Regions from separate parts of the Homo sapiens genome. Here region 2 is linked to region 1. Evidence: chromatin contacts called from ENCODE Hi-C or POLR2A ChIA-PET data. All regions are on one chromosome and are shown on one strand. Each heading gives the region's core, a stretch centred on a gene start or an enhancer-like site at or near the end of the contact. The rest is flanking DNA. Distances are from core to core; before and after follow the strand shown.

Evidence for each region. Hi-C counts contacts between places; a loop is a spot of excess contacts on that map. ChIA-PET counts read pairs that join two places held with the same protein, here RNA polymerase II (POLR2A). Pooled maps may share reads with other maps.
Region 2: a pooled map shows a loop between it and region 1 (4-fold over the local background). The contact joins two enhancer-like sites. A Hi-C loop is called at or near these places in 2 of 50 pooled maps. POLR2A ChIA-PET finds 5 or more read pairs at or near these places in 7 of 52 experiments (HEK293, HepG2, MCF 10A and 4 more).

The regions. Positions count from the first base shown.
Region 1 is chr7:74,475,268-74,482,862 of GRCh38, reverse strand. All of the region lies in intron 1 of GTF2IRD1 (GTF2I repeat domain containing 1), which reads right to left. Among named protein-coding and RNA genes, the nearest start is that of GTF2IRD1, 25 kb to the right of the region's middle. RefSeq lists enhancers at 2,315-2,364, 2,375-2,424, 2,475-2,524, 3,785-4,367, 4,368-4,949. Within about 2 kb of position 4,607, at least 34 of the 41 ENCODE cell types and tissues checked have a DNase peak (open chromatin) inside an H3K27ac peak, as active enhancers do.
Region 2 is chr7:74,602,306-74,609,900 of GRCh38, reverse strand. GTF2IRD1 (GTF2I repeat domain containing 1) reads right to left here. Exons shown (of 27, transcript NM_005685.4): 27 at 7,296-7,536. The coding sequence ends at 7,468. Among named protein-coding and RNA genes, the nearest start is that of MIR10525, 10 kb to the right of the region's middle. RefSeq lists a silencer at 2,994-3,403. Within about 2 kb of position 3,777, at least 19 of the 41 ENCODE cell types and tissues checked have a DNase peak (open chromatin) inside an H3K27ac peak, as active enhancers do.

The sequences.
Region 1 (7,595 bases), core at 3,358-5,857:
TCTATTGGAAAAGGCATCAGACGTATGAGCAAACCACAAAGACACGCAACACCACGGTGGAATCTCGCAAGGATGATGAAAGAATCTGAGGTCACATGGTAGAATTCCATTTATGTAAGGTTCAAAAGGAGGCCACATTCTGAAGCCAGGAGATGGAACGGCGGTTATCGTGGTGGGTCAGGGAGAGTGGTAGTAACTGGAAGGGGGTGAGAGGGGCTTGTCAATGCTGTTTCTTGATCTGGGTGCTGGTTACCTGGGTAGTTTAGTGTGTGAACAGTTATCAAGGTGTTTCTCTTACAACAAATAACTTTGTTCTCAATGAAAAGTGTGCATAAGGCCAGAAACAGTGGCTCGCACCCGTAATCCCAGCACTTTGGGAGGCTGAGGCAGGAGGACCACTTGAGCCCAGAAATTTGAGACCAGCCTGGACAACACAGAGAGACCCTGACTCTACAAAAAATTTAAAATTTAGCCATGTGTGGTGGCACATGCCTGTCGTCCCAGCTACTCGGGAGGCTAAGGCAGGAGGATCACTTGATCCCATGAGGTTGAGGCTGCAGTGAGCCGAGATTGCATCACTGCACTCCAGCCTGGGATACAGAAGGAGGCCCGTCTCAAAAAAAAAAAAAAAAAAAAAAAGTTTTAGGAGACATCAGGTATTGGGACACCCAGTCAGATGACAGAAAAAAACAAACAAACAAACAGCAAAACTGTCCCTTTTTAATCCTGCCCTGCAACTACAGATGGTACAGTTCCGCCTAGAGGCAGGGCTCCACCTCCAGCCTCCTCTGGCCCCCTCACCCCATGCTGTCACTAGGGCAGGGGCTGCAAGAGCCAGCTGGGAATGTCACTGGAGACAAAACCCCACACCTGTGGTCGAGCTCTTCCCAGCCTAGCAGCCATGAGTTTCACACTAAATCCTGGCCCACCCCACAGAAGGGCCCTGGGTGCACACAGTCCTCCCAGCCAAGCGATTTGGTGACGCTGTGACGTGTTTCAGGAAGTTCAATTTTAACTCTGTTCCCACCCTTCGCTCCAGGACTTATAATTCTATAAATTAATCCTGAGTTAATTATCCCAAATGCAAAGATTTACATGCAAAGATGTTTCCCCAAAGCTTTCACTTGGTACATCCACAGATACACACACCCACATATAAACAAGGAGTAGGTGCAGGCAACCTGATGCCCAGCAGAGGCTGATTCCAACACTGGACAGGATGACCTCAGGGGCATACACAGTGCAGCCCGGGATGCAAACTCCAGACCGTGCATCTCAGGGTGGGATCCATGCCTGACTTTGCTTCCCTCTACTTTTCTGTATTTTCTAAGTCACCTAAGGTAAGTATTACTTTTACAATTTGGAAAGAAACAACAGAAACCTCATCCTTTAAAAACAAAAGCAGGCTGGGCGTGGTGGCTCACTCCTGTAATCCCAACACTCTGGGAGCCAGAGAAGCAGGAGGATTGCCTGAGGCCAAGAGTTTGAGACCAGCCTGGGCAACATCGCAAGACCCCATCTCTAACAAAAAATTTAAAATATGAGCCGGGCGTGGTGGCACGCGCCTGTCGTCACAGCTACTCAGAAAGCTGAGGTGGGAGGATGGCTTGAGCCCAGGAGTTCAAGAATGCATCGAACTGGGATTGCGCCACTGCACTCCAGCCTGGGCGATAGAGCAAGACCTCATTTCTAAAAAAATTTTCCTTTTAAATAAAAAATAGAGCAAAACAAAAAGCAAAACCAACCATCCAACACAGCTGCTCCACCCCATGACAGGAAAGTTGGCCCCAGGCGGGGGCAAAGGGGCAGTCCAGGAAGTACAGGGATTCATGCTGCCTTCCAAGGGGAAGTGAGGGAGCCGCCTGCCTCTTCCCTGGAGGGGCTGGGGGAAGCCGATCTGAGGCCTGGCCATGCGAAGCCCCATCTGCCCTTCATCTAGGCTTCTGGAAGGTAGGGCGTCCTTCCTCCACGTGGAGGACGGGATTTAGGAAAAGGGGCTGTCTCCTCTCAGCTCGGGCTGTGCATCAGGTACTAGGAGCACTCAAAGAGAGCCCCCAAACTCAGGTTTCTCCATTTCTCTCCCGTCCCCCGGGGCGGGCACGGAGGGACTCCGCCGCCGCCGGCAGTATGCGGGGTCCAGGCCGCCCCATGCCTGCTCTACCAGGAGGGGAGGCCAGGATCCGCCGGGCAGACGGCTCCGCGGTTCAGGTTTCCACCCTTGTTATTTAAAGCCTGAGCCTGGCTCCTGGCAGGCGGGCAGGGGCGGCCGCCTGCCTGCGTGACCAGGATGAGAAATCGCAGTCCTGACGCGGGCCTGCGTGCCTATGGCAACTGGCGTTGTGGCCTTGGAGACTAATCTCCGGGCTGTCAGCCGGCGGGGACTCTCCAGCAGGGCCACGGCTCCCTGCAAAGGCCCTTGGCTGGGGGATCGGACAAGGCTCTCTTCCAGTGGAGGAGGGGGCGCTTGCCCCTGCACTGGGGCCCCTGGCCAGGCTCACAGATCCACATGTTCCCACGGCCACAGCCTCCGTCACACACACACGTGGGGACAATCACAGGGGTGGGGACACAGCCACCAGCTCACAGGCACCAATACTCTCTCACACTGTGTCCCACACCGCACAGGGCCCAACAGCAGGTGCTCCTGCCCTTGAAGGATTCCCAGGCTGGCAGGGAAAATGACCAAAAAAATAGACTACTGGGAAAAAAAAAAAAGATTAAAACACAGTGCAAGGATTTGAGCTGAGTGATGGTTACATGAGTATACAAGTCGGGGGAAAATTCATCACACGGGATGCTTAAGATTTATGTACTTGGGCTGGGTGCGATGGCTCACGACTGTAATCCCAGCACTTAGGGAGGCCGAGGCGGGCAGATCACTTGAGGTCAGGAGTTTGAGACCAGCCTGGCCAACATGGCAAAACCCCGTCTCTACTAAAAATACAAAAATTAGCTGGGCATGGTGGACGCGCCTATAAGCCACTCAGGAGGCTGAGACAGGAGAATTGTTTGAACCCAGGATGGGGACGTTGCAATGAGCCAAGACCACGCCACTCCAGCCTAGATGACAGAGCAGGACTCTGTCTCCAAAAAAAAAAAAAAAAAAAAAAGATTCATGTACTCATGTACTTTACTGGAAGTAAATTATGCTTCAGTGAAAGATAAAAATAAGTGGCATGGAAGAAGCCCAGGACGGCGGGTGAGGCAGTCAGGGTGGGGCTTCCTGGAGGAGGTGACACCTGAGCTGCCGGGACCCTCCCAGGGGAGTTGGCGTTTGCAGGTGAGGAGGGGAGACAGGCACTGTGCCCAGGCCCTGCTCTTCTACAAGGGAGGCGCCTTCCCTGCCCCACCGCAGCACCCACCTCCCCTAGAAATAAATGCTGAATAAATAAAGACCTGTTTGAAGGAGTGCCAAATTACTGGCTGCCCAGGAAACCCAACCGCCAGCCTGGGCCGCCCACGTGTCCTGGTCGGGCCTGAGCGGGGCCAGAGGCTGTGGGAGTGGGTGGGTGGGTGGGGAACAAATCCAGCTCTGCATGGCTGGAGTGTGCAGGGCAGGGCAGGAAGTGGTGGGCAGAGACCAGCGTGGCCATTGGGGTGAGGCCAAGGATCTCGGAAGGTCAGCCTCGCTGCAGGGTGTGGGGCAGGGGTGAGACGTGGGCAGTGAGGGGGATCCCAGGAAGCTACGGCGGAGGAACTGTCGGGTCATGCTTGGAGTTGGGGAGCCAGGAGTTGCCAAGTCTCTGCGACAGCCCAGGCCAGAGACAGCCAGGCATGAAGCAGACAGCAGCAGGGGATGGAGGACGGGGCAGAGCTTTGGGACCAGGAGCTGGCGACGGGGGGTCCCAAGGGAGGCACCTGGAATGACCACCAGGTTTCTGATCCCAGGAGTTTGAGACCAGCCTGGGCAACATAGTGAGACCCCATCTCTATAATTTTTTTTTTTTTAATTAGCCTAGTGTGATAGCATGTGCCTGTAGTCCCAGCTACTCCAGAGGCTGGGGTGGGAGGGTTGCTTGGGCCCAGGAGGCAGAGGTTGCAGTGAGCCATGATCACGCTACTGCACTCCAGCCTGGACAATACAGCAAGACCCTATCTCAAAAAAAAAGGTGGGGCTGGTGGCTCATGCCTATAATCCCAGCACTTTGGGAGGCTGAGGTGGGTGGTTCAGTTGAGGCCAGGAGTTTGAGACCAGCCTGGCCAACATGGTGAAACCCCATCTCTACTAAAAGCATAAAAATTAGTTGGGCGTGGTGGCATGTGCCTGTAATCCCAGCTACTCAGGAGGATGAGGTGGGAGGATCGCTTGAGCCCAAGAGTTCTAGGCTACAGTGAGCTATGATCGCACCACTGCACTCCAGCCTGGGTGACAGAGCAAGACCCTGTCTCTAAACACACACACACACACACAATGCTCAAACTTTCCTCTCCCCACTGAGCAAAAGGGTGATGGTAATTCTACTGCTCTCAGCTCTGTGAGAGCCCCACGTGAGAATGTGTGAACAGGGCCTGGCGCTGGGCCTGGGGACACCAAGTGCCCGCTCACTTAACAGCAGTGATGACGGGGACGATTGCTCAAGCTGACATCACCCGCCGAGCTGCTGTCCACCCCTGACATCAGGTCCCGTGTTGCTCACAGTATATCTCTGTCCCTCCACGCAAGGGGCGGTTGGGGAGTGCTGGGTGGGAAATGCAGGCTTGGCACCCAGCTAGGGGTCAGGGAACCCGGGCATTTGGTGCCCCCAGTTCTGGCTGAGCCCCGGAGGCTTATCTGAGCTCATGTGCATGGTGCAGAAGTATTTATTTGTTCTCAGGCAGGCATCTGAAAAGCGTGGGGGCTGGGTGTCAGGAGACAGTGGGAGGAAACCAGCTCTGGGGCGGTGCCAACCCCTGGGGCCAGGCAGTGCAGGGGGGCCCTGGGATCCTGTCTCCCAAGAACCCTTCGCTTGCCAGACATAAACATGCCTTCTCAGAACAACACGGATGAGGAACATCAGGCCTTTTCTTGTCGGGAAAAGGCTGGACGGAAAAAAGCCCATTACTCGTGGGTGATCTAATCCTGGGGCGCTGGCTCACGGGGCCCCCAGCCCTGCCCGCCTGAGCCGGCTCACTCCCCGACCTCTACCCACCCATGCCCCTGCAACCACTGAGCCAACGGGTGAGGACAGGTGTCCCAGGGCAGGCTATGCCCTGCAGTGGGCTGGGGAACAGCCCACCTGCTATGTAAAACCTCAGCACTAGCACTGCCCCTCCCTGGGCCTCAGTTTCTCCATCTGTCAATGGAGAACCTGGGCTAGAAGTTGTCTGAGGGCCTTGCCATCCTTGGCCCCAGATGGAAGGATCCCCATGCCCCCTCCCTCCCCTGGCATCTGGCCTCCCCACCTGCCCTGACCTACTCCAAAGCATTCATTATAGTCACCCCATTCCAGTCACCCAGCCCTGCCCTGCCCCGTCCCACCCCAAATGCCCTCTGGCCCTCCCCGCACCTCTTTTTTTTTTGGACACAAAAAAAAAACTGTCGCCCAGGCTGGAGTGCACTGGTGCGATCTTAGCTCACTGCAACCTCTGTCTCTCAGGTTCAAGTGATTCTCCTGACTCAGCCTCTTGAGTAGCGGGGATTACAGGTGCGCACTGGCATGTGTGGCTAATTTTTGTATTTTTAGTAGAGATGGGGTTTCACCATGTTGGCCAGGCTGGTCTCAAACTCCTGGCCTCAAGTGATCCTCCCTCCTCAGCCTCCCAAAGTGCTGGGATTACAGGCGCGATCCACCACGCCCAGCCCCGTTCTTGCTTTAAACACTTGGATGCCCCATCTTCCAGAGCCCTTTCATCTTCTAGTCCCCATTCCAGAGGCTTCCCTATTTCCAGTCTTGGGCCTACCCACATCCTCAGCCCTTGTTCCCGTCTTTTAGATGCTGTGGGACGCTGACTAAGTGCTCATTTTCACCACACCTGTTAGGACCCAGTCCCTGAACGGGGGTGAATCAGGCCCACTCCTTGCCCTGGAGCTCCTGGGTGAGGAAAGAGAAGCTAAAGTTTATAAACGGTGACCAAAGATCATCAGCTCCTCATGTGGGGAGTGACCAGGCGTGGGCACATCCAGGATGGATGGCTGGCATCGGCCCAGGAGCACTGGCCCCAAAGGCTGGGTGGCTGTTCAGTGGGGAAGACTGGGGCCAAGGTCAGCTTGGGCAAAGGCTAGAGGCAGGAGAGTACGGTGGGGAACCGATGAAATCTGGGAGGTTCAGAGGCAGGCGGATCACTTAAGGTCAGGAGTTTGAGATCAGCCTGGCCAACACAGTGAAACCCCATCTCTACTAAAAATAAAAAAATTAGCCGAGCCTGGTGGCGTGCACCTGTATCCCAGCTACTTGGGAGGCTGAGGCAGGAGAATCGCTTGAACCCGGGAGGCAGAGGTTGCAGTGAGCCGAGATCGCACCGCTGCACTCCAGCCTGGGCGACAGAGTGAGACTCCGTCTCAAAAGAAAAAAAAAAAGGAGGTTCAGAAGGCTTCCAAGCGGGCGTGGAAGAGGCAGACATCCACCAGGAACTTGGGCTTGCCAGGCCAGGCTGGGCTGAGCCATGATTTAGTAATAAAAATAACAACTAGCTGCCATCAGCCCCTTCTCTGGGGCTTGGGCGGGACCCACCAGGCACCACCAGCCCACACCTACGCCATCCCATTTTACAGACAGGAGTCCAGAGCATCGGGATTAGTTGACTTGTAAGTGTCCACACCATCCAACTGCAAAATAGCCACACCCCCATCCCTCACCACCACCAGGCATTGGAGAAGAGGCTGTTTTGTACAGGTGTCTATCCGTTATCGGGTACCTGGACCACACCTGCCACCTCCACGCACACAGACATCTTGGCAGATGCTCATCAGTGGGTGCCGCCAGCCCATTCATTCATTCCACAAACACCAAAGCACCCACTGCAGGCCCAATGTGTACTCCAGATCAGGAATGTCACCAGACAGGCAGGATCAGGCCGCAGAGTCCAGGAAGTCCCCCGTCACCCCGGCGGGTGACTACGCATCAGACGGGTGGCTCACGTTAATGGCCTGGTCCCTGAGGAATGGCACCCCTTGTTTTGTAGCTGGGTGTGCGCATGCACACACATCCGGCCCTTTCTCTGAACACCTGCATTACTTCCACTTCTGCCCTCACCTGTCAGAAAAGCCTGGCCACCTGCATCCAACCTGGGCTTGCCCGAGCCTTGGCCAGGTGGTGCAATTTCATGAAGCGGCCCCTCCCCTTCCAAAACCCAGGGACAGAGCAACTTGGAGGAGTCCAGCCCGGGCCACACCCTCCCCTCCCTAGGGTACAGCAACAGATGGCAGGGCAGCCCCTCACCAAAACCCTGTAGTCTCAGGAACGTACATGAGGCCAGGCCCCAGGAGGTCTGGGTCTAGTGGAGGCTCAGCCTCGAGTGGCTGTGTGATGCTGGAGAACTTCCTTCCCCTCTCTGGGCCCCAGTACCCTCCAATGAAGACATATTAACACCCTGTCCCTTCCTCACAAAGTAGAGGTGGGAGGTGAGAGTCAGGCCCAATGGACAAGGGTTGAGTATCATTTTTCTTTTCTTTCTTT
Region 2 (7,595 bases), core at 2,528-5,027, 130 kb before region 1:
GCCGGGCGTGGTGGCTCTTGCCTGTAATCACAGCACTTTGGGAGGCTGAGGCAGGCAGATCACCTGAGGTCAGGAGTTCGAGACCAGCCTGACCAACATGGAGAAACCCCATCTCTACTAAAAAATACAAAATTAGCCGGGCGTGGTGGCACATACCTGTAATCCCAGCTACTCGGGAGGCTGAGGCGGGAGAATCACTTGAACCTGGGAGGTGGAGGTTGCTGTGAGCCAAGATTGCACCATTGCACTCCAGCCTGGGCAACAAGAGTGAAACTCCGTCTCAAAAAAAAAAAAAAAGAGTTAAGGCAGCTGGGTGCAGTGGCATGTGCCTGTAATTCTAGTGCTTTGGGAGGCTGTGGAAGGAGGATCACTTCAGTCTGGGAATTGGAGGCTGCAGTGAGCTAGGAGCGCGCCACTGCACTCCAGCTGGGTGACAGAGTGAGACCCTGTCTCAAAAAAAAAAAAAAAAAAAAAGATTTAAGGGCCCTCTTATTTTCCAGGAGACCGGTGTAGTTTATATTCTTTCACCAACTCGCTCACATTTAGTGAGTACCTTGTATGTCCTGGACGTAGGCGCTAGGATAGAACGGTGGATAAAATGGACACAGTCCTTGACATCATAAAGCATAAAGCAGGCAGAGAAGCAGAAAATAATGACAGAAAAAATAAGTTATTGTAGGCTGGGTGCAGTGGCTCACGCCTGTAATCCCAGCACTTTGGATGGCTGAGACGGGTGGATCACTTGAGGTCAGGAGTTCAAGACCAGCCTGGCCAACATGGTGAAACACTGTCTCTACTAAAAATACAAAAATTAGCCAGGCGTGGTGGCGCAAGCCTGTTATCCCAGCTGCTTAGGGGTCTGACGCAGGAGAATCACTTGACCCTGGGAGACGGAGGTTGCAGTGAGCCAAGATCCCGATACTGCACTCCAGCCTGGGTGACAGAATAGACTCCACCTCAAAAAAAAAAAAAAAAAAAAAAAAAAAAAGAACGAATGATACTTGATATTAATAAAATGATATTTATTTACTTGAGATAGGGTCTTGCTCTGTCGCCCAGGCTGGAGTACAGTGGCACAATTATAGCTCACTGCAGCCTTGAATCCCTGGGCTCAGGTGAGCCTCCCACCTTGGTCTCCTTAGTAGCTGGTACTACAGGTGCCCACCATCATGCCCAGCCATGAGTTTTAGGAAGATGATGAAATTTAAAAATTACAGGGCAGTGGCCAAGTGCAATGGCTCACACCTGTAATCCCAGCATTTTGTGAGTCCCAAGTGAGAGGATCCCTTGAGGCCAGGAGTTTAAGACCAGCCTGGGCAACATAGTGAACTTCTGTCTTTACAATAAGAAAAATTAGCTGGGCATGGTGGCATGTGCCTGAAGTCCCAGCCAGTTGGGAGGCGAGGCGGGGGGATCACTTGAGCCCAGGAGTTCCAGGCTTCAGTGAGCTATGATCGAGCCACTGCATTCCAGCCTGGGCCACACAAAGAGACCTTGTCTCTTTTTTTTTTTTTTTTGAGATGCAGTATTGCTCTCTCACCCAGGCTGGAGTGCAGTGGCACGATCTCAGCTCACTGCAAGCTCCGCCTCCTGGGTTCACACCATTCTCCTGCCTCAGCCTCCCGAGTAGCTGGGACTACAGGTGCCCGGCTAATTTTTTGTATGTTTTTTAGTAGAGACGGGGTTTTACCATGCTAGCCAGTATGGTCTTGATCTCCTGACCTTGTGATCCACCCACCTCGGCCTCCCAAGGTGCTGGGATTACAGGTGTGAGCCACCGCACCCGGCCTTTTTTTTTTTTTTGAGATGGAGTTTTGCTCTGTTGCCCAGGCTGGCGTGTGCAGCGGTGCGATCTCCACTCACTGCAACCTCCACCTTCTGGTTTCAAGCGATTCTCCTGCCTCAGCCTCCCGAGTAGCTGGGATTACAGGCATCCGTCACCACGCCCAGCTAATTTTTGTATTTTTTAGTAGAGACGGGGTTTCACTATGTTGGCCAGGCTGGTCTTGAACTCTTGACCTCGTGATCCGCCCGCCTCAGCCTCCCAAAGTGCTGGGATTACAGGTGTGAGCCATCTCGACCGGCCGAGACCCTGTCTTTTAGAAAAAAAAAAAGTAATAATTAATAATGAAGATAAATAACGCTTTGGTTCCTTAAAAAGAGGTACCTCGCAGGGCCGTTGGAAGCACCAGCCAGGAGAGCTCAGGACCAACCCTCCCCTGAGTGCACCAAGCCAGGCACCTGGGCGGTGCGGGAGGGTGGCCCGAGGGGAGCAGGTGCCCCGTCTCGTTTTGTGGCCCGTCCCTGCGCCAATTATTGCTTTATTACTGTTTTCAGTCAGATATAATTCCAGCATTTTCTATAATCTTGATCTTTTCATTGATACCAGATTTTTGTACAATGATTTGTATATAAAATGACTGTGTACCCACCAGAATACATTCCCCGGCAATTAGAACGTTTAAGATGCAGCTCCTAACCGTCCTTCATTTATTACTTTTGAAAGTGTTTTGTGATTTTTTTGGGGATGTGTTTACAAATCCAATAACAATTCTCATTTAGAGTTGCAAAACACGAAGCCATTTCGAACCGAGACAGATGGCAGCTAAATGAAGTTTAATTAAAGAATGAGTGCTTTGAATCAAATCACTTTTTAAAAAGTACAGTACACTGAGATTCTGGAGAGGTTGCATAAACAGCATCTGGGCGCTTCTGCGAGGAAAAGAGTCAGTAAGGCTTTCCCATCGGATAAGGGGCTGGGCGGGCGCAGGGTGGGCGAAGGGAAAAGCGGCCCTTTGCACAAGACCTCTGTCCTCTGCCTGGACACACCTCCCAAAGCCCAGGCCTCCAGGGACTGGGGGAAACTCACAGGAGGCAACCTCTTGCTTCAAACGCTTTGGCTTGGAGCAGGGGAAGGGGGTGGGAGAGGGGTCCCCACTTCTGCCCTTTCTTTAAGACATAGGGTCTCGCTGTGTTGCCCAGGCTGGAGTGCAGCGGCTCAATCCTCTGCTTTTAGGGAAGCGGGAGGATACGAGGGTTTGCTGCACCGACCCACTTAATTGCACGCCATCTGCACAGTGAGCCTGAAAGAGAACAGATTGGGAGCTTCGCGGGCCTTTGCGCGGATGAAGGAGGATCGGGTTCCCCGGCCCGCCCTACCCCCGGGCTCTGCGCCCTCTCCATGCACGGGATGGCAGTGCCCGCGGGCACAGTCTCAGCCCCGCCGCTCCCGGCCGGGGCAGGAGCCACTTCCGGCTCTGGCCGCGGATCTGAGCGGTGGAGCGGGGGCGGCGGGTCTAGACGACCGACAGGCGCCAGCGGGCGGTGGCGGGCGGGAGGGGGCGCCAGGTGGGCCGGGCCCGGGGGACGGAACGGTGGGACAGAAGGCTGGGGACCCGACCCCCTGCGAGGCGCCTGGAACGCCGCACCTAGATGCTTGCACTGGGTGCAAGGAAAGCAAAACAGATTTTAAATCCAGAGTCACAGGATCGGGGGTGGGGGATGGGTTACAGGACGTGAGGGTTGAAGGCAAGGTGGCAGCTGCAAGGACTCTTCAGATCATCTTGACTTCATAGGCAGTTTCTGCTTGGAGGTGGTGGCCAGTTGAGGAGGTCACTCCTGCCCCCATCCTGGAGTGGAAAAAGTGGGCCCGGCCCAGGGCAGGGGCTGAGGGTGGAGTGGAGGCGCCTGGTGGCACTGGGAGCCACTAGGAGGTGGGAGGGAGGAAGGTGAGGCTGGCAGCTGACTGGGTGGGGGGTTTGCACCAGCGGAGAGGGGGTGGCTGTGCCAGGCACGTGGTTTCTAGCGTCTTTCCAGGAGGAAGTGTGGTCTGGAAGGCTGGGATGGGGCCTTCCTCCCAGCTCTGGGCATGGATGGGACTGACCCTGAGGACTGGCAGAAGCCCTGGACTAAAGTTTTGACCATTTCCTCAGCTGATTCAGAACTCAGTCCCTCCAAGCCACAGGCCTCATTCTGGGCCCTGGGTGGACGGTTAGAGCCAGATCCTGGGACCACCCTGACCCCTGACTCTCCAGAACCCCTCGTCCACCCGACTGGCTGACCCTCTAGTTATTTTCTCCACCTGGCCCAAACCACTGCCATCTCTCTCTCTCTCTCTTTTTTTGAGACGGAGTCTCGCTCTGTTGCCCAGGCTGGAGTGCAGTGGTGCGATCTCAGCTCACTGCCAATCTCTGCCTCTTGGGTTCAAGAGATTCTTCTGCCTCAGCCTCCAGAGTAGTTGGGATTACAGGTGTCCACCACCATGCCCAGCTAATTTTTGTATTTTTAGTAGAGACAGGGTTTCACCATGTTGGCCAGGCTGGTCTCGAACTCCTGGCCTCAGGTGATCCACCCACCTCAGCCTCCCAAAGTGCTGGGATTACAGGCATGAGCCACTACGCCTGGCCTCTACTGCTATCTTCTGTTGGAGCCTCCCAGGTGGTCTTCTGATGTATTCCTCCCTTCCTTCTCCGACATCTCTCAGCGGGCAGGGGCACCCTTCCAAAATGCAGACCTAGGCCTGGCTCTCCCCCAGGTACTTCCTGCTGTGGGTCTCATTTGCCTTCTGGAAATTGCCTTGGCCCGGCTTATGAGGCCTTCCACGTGGGTCGGTGAGAAAAAGTACGCAGCTCTGTCCCAGAGTGCATGGCTGGGCAGGTGTAACCCAGGCTGGATGTCTGCCTCTGCCCACCACTTCAGCCCGGCACCATGTGTAGGAGACACCTGCTTAGCGTCCTCGGGAACCCTGACTAAGTCCACACCTGCCCTGACATGTCACCTCCAGCCACCCTGTGTCTGCTCTGGTGACACCTTCTTATTCCTGGAACGTACCCAGTCCCTGTCCAGCTCCGTTTTTGCCCACATCGCTCTCGTCTTAAACACCCACCTACCTCAGCCCTCCTCTCTTTGTCCCCCCAAAGCCTCACTTGCTCTTCAAGCCTCAGCTTCAAGGACTCTTCCTACTTTCTGCACTAGGTGAGGCCCCCCCGCTTTGTTTTTTCAGAGGCAGGGTCTTGCTCTGTTGCCCATGCTCAAGAGCAGTGGTGCAATCACGGCTCACTGCAGTGTCAAACTCTTGGTCTCAAACAATCCTCCTGCCTCAGCCTCCAGAGTAGCTGGGACCACGCACACACCACCATACCCAGCTAATTAACATTTTTTAGAGAAAGGGTTCCACTATGTTGTCTAGGCTGGTCTTGAACTCCTGGCCTCAAGCGATCCTCCCACCTTGGCCTCCCAAAGCACTGGGATTACAGGCCTGAGCCACCGCACCAGCCCTACTCTGTTTTGTACTCCCTGGCAGCTGCCTCCCCAATTAGGACACTCAGCTGCTTGGCCTCCCCAGCCAGAAGGGCAGGGCTCAGTAAATATGTGTCACCCAATAAGCAGGGACTGGGTGCCAGGCCTTGGACGCCTGCCACGCTCTTGTGACTTGTCTTTCTGCCTTCAGTCTTGTCCCTTCCTTCAACTTCCCACCTGCCCCTAAAGTGGTCTTTCTGAGACACAGCTGGGACCCCATCACTCTGCTTGTCAGGTATCCAGAGCTCTATCCAAAATCATCCCAGGCTGGGCATGGTGGCTCACGCCTCTAATCCCAGCACTCTGGGAGGCTGGGGCAGGAGGATGGCTTGAGCCCAGGAATTTGCAGCCAGCCTGGGCAACATAACCCAAGACCCCATCTCTACAAAAAAATCAAAAAATTAGCTGGGTGTGGTGGCTCACACCTGTAGTCCCAGCTACTCTGGAGGCTGAGGCAGGAGGATTACTTGAGCCCAGGAGTTTGAGGCTGCAGGAAGATATGATCGTGCCACTGCATTCCAGCCTGGGGACACAGAAAGAACTTGCCTCTGAAAAAAGAAAACTTGTCCTGCCCCCACCCCACCCCCCTTTTTTTTTGAGATGGAGTTTCATTCTTGTTGCCCAGGCTGGAGTGCAATGGTACAGTCTCGGCTCACTGCAACCTCTGCCTCCTGGGTCCAAGCAATTCTCCTGCCTCTGCCTTCCAAGTAGCTGGAATTACAGTTGCGCGCCACCACACCTGGCTAATTTTTTTGTATTTTTAGTAGAGATAGGGTTTCATCATGTTGGCTGGGCTGGTCTCGAACTCCTGACTTCAGGCGATCTGCACACCTTGGCCTCTCAATGTGCTGGGATTACAGGCGTGAGCCACCGCACCTGGTCTCCAAACCCCTTTTTGAAGAAGCCTCCCATCCAGCCACAGTGCTTCACTGGGATGGGCCCCTCCCTCTCTGACATTTACCATATTTAACACTTTTTTTTTTTTTTGAGACAGGGTCTTGCTTTGTCGCCCAGGCTGGAGTGCAGTGGTGTAATCATGACTCACTACAGCCTCAACCATCTTTACTCAAGCAATCCTCCTCCTGCCTCAGCCTCCTGAGTAGCTGGACTCCAGGTGTGTGCACCACCACGCCTGGCTAATTTTTGTGCTTTTGTTTTGTTTTTTTGAGACGGACTTTTGTTCTTCTTGCCCCAGCTGCAGTGCAATGGCGTGGTCTCAGCTCACTGCAACCTCTGCCTCCCAGGTTCAAGTGATTCTCCTACCTCAGCCTCCTGAGTAGCTGGGATTACAGGTTCCCGCCACCACACCTGGCTAATTTTTGCATTTTTAGTAGAGATGGGGTTTCACCATGTTGGCCAGGCTGGTCTCGAACTCCTGACCTCAGGTGATCCACCCGCCTCGGCCTCCCAAAGTGCTGGGATTACAGGCATGAGCCATCATGCCCGGCCTCATTTTTGCATTTTCGTACAGACGGGGTCTCCTTATGTTGCCCAGGCTAGTCTCAAACTCCTGACCTCAGGTGATTCACCCGCCTCAGCCTCCCAGAGTGCTGGGATTACAGGTGTAAGCCACATTTAACATTTTCTAGAGAAAGGGTTCTACTATGTTGCCTAGGCTCATCTCAAACTCCTGGTCTCAAGCAATCCTCCCACCTTGGCCTCCCAAAGCATCGGTATTACAGGCCAATGAGGTCGAACTCCTGACCTCAAGCAATCCACCCACCTCGACATCCCAAAGTGCTGGGATTCCAGGCATGAGCCACCACGCCCGGCCCCGTGGCACATTTTCCTTCCGTGGCTTTTCTTCTTGAGGTCACGTGCTCCCAGGAGCACAGAGAGCTCTGGGGTCTTCCTGGACACTACCTCTGCTGTGATGAAGAAGGAGGGCCTTGGCAGGCCACCTGAGCTGCGTTTCCTGACCCTGTCCCCAGTGACAGCTGCGGCCACGATCCAAAAGAGAACATGAAACAGTGACCGTAAAAGTAAAGGCAACACTCTTTTTTTTTTTTTTCTTTTTTTACTTATTTAAAAAGGCCTTGGTGGCAGGAATATAGTGTAAAAATCATTGGAAAAACTAAAAGGCATCGATACATATCCGAATATACATTTTGTACATAAATTACATTTCCTTTAGTCTTTCTGAGTGAGGTCCTGATTCAGTACTGAGGTCTAGTAATTAAGAGGTCCCGGGAGCTGCACGTTCAGGCCGGCATAGTCCACCATGTACATTGGCCATTGCTAGAGAGAGGGACAAAGGGACTGGATTAGGACTCCAGGTGATGCGGAACAAACCCAAA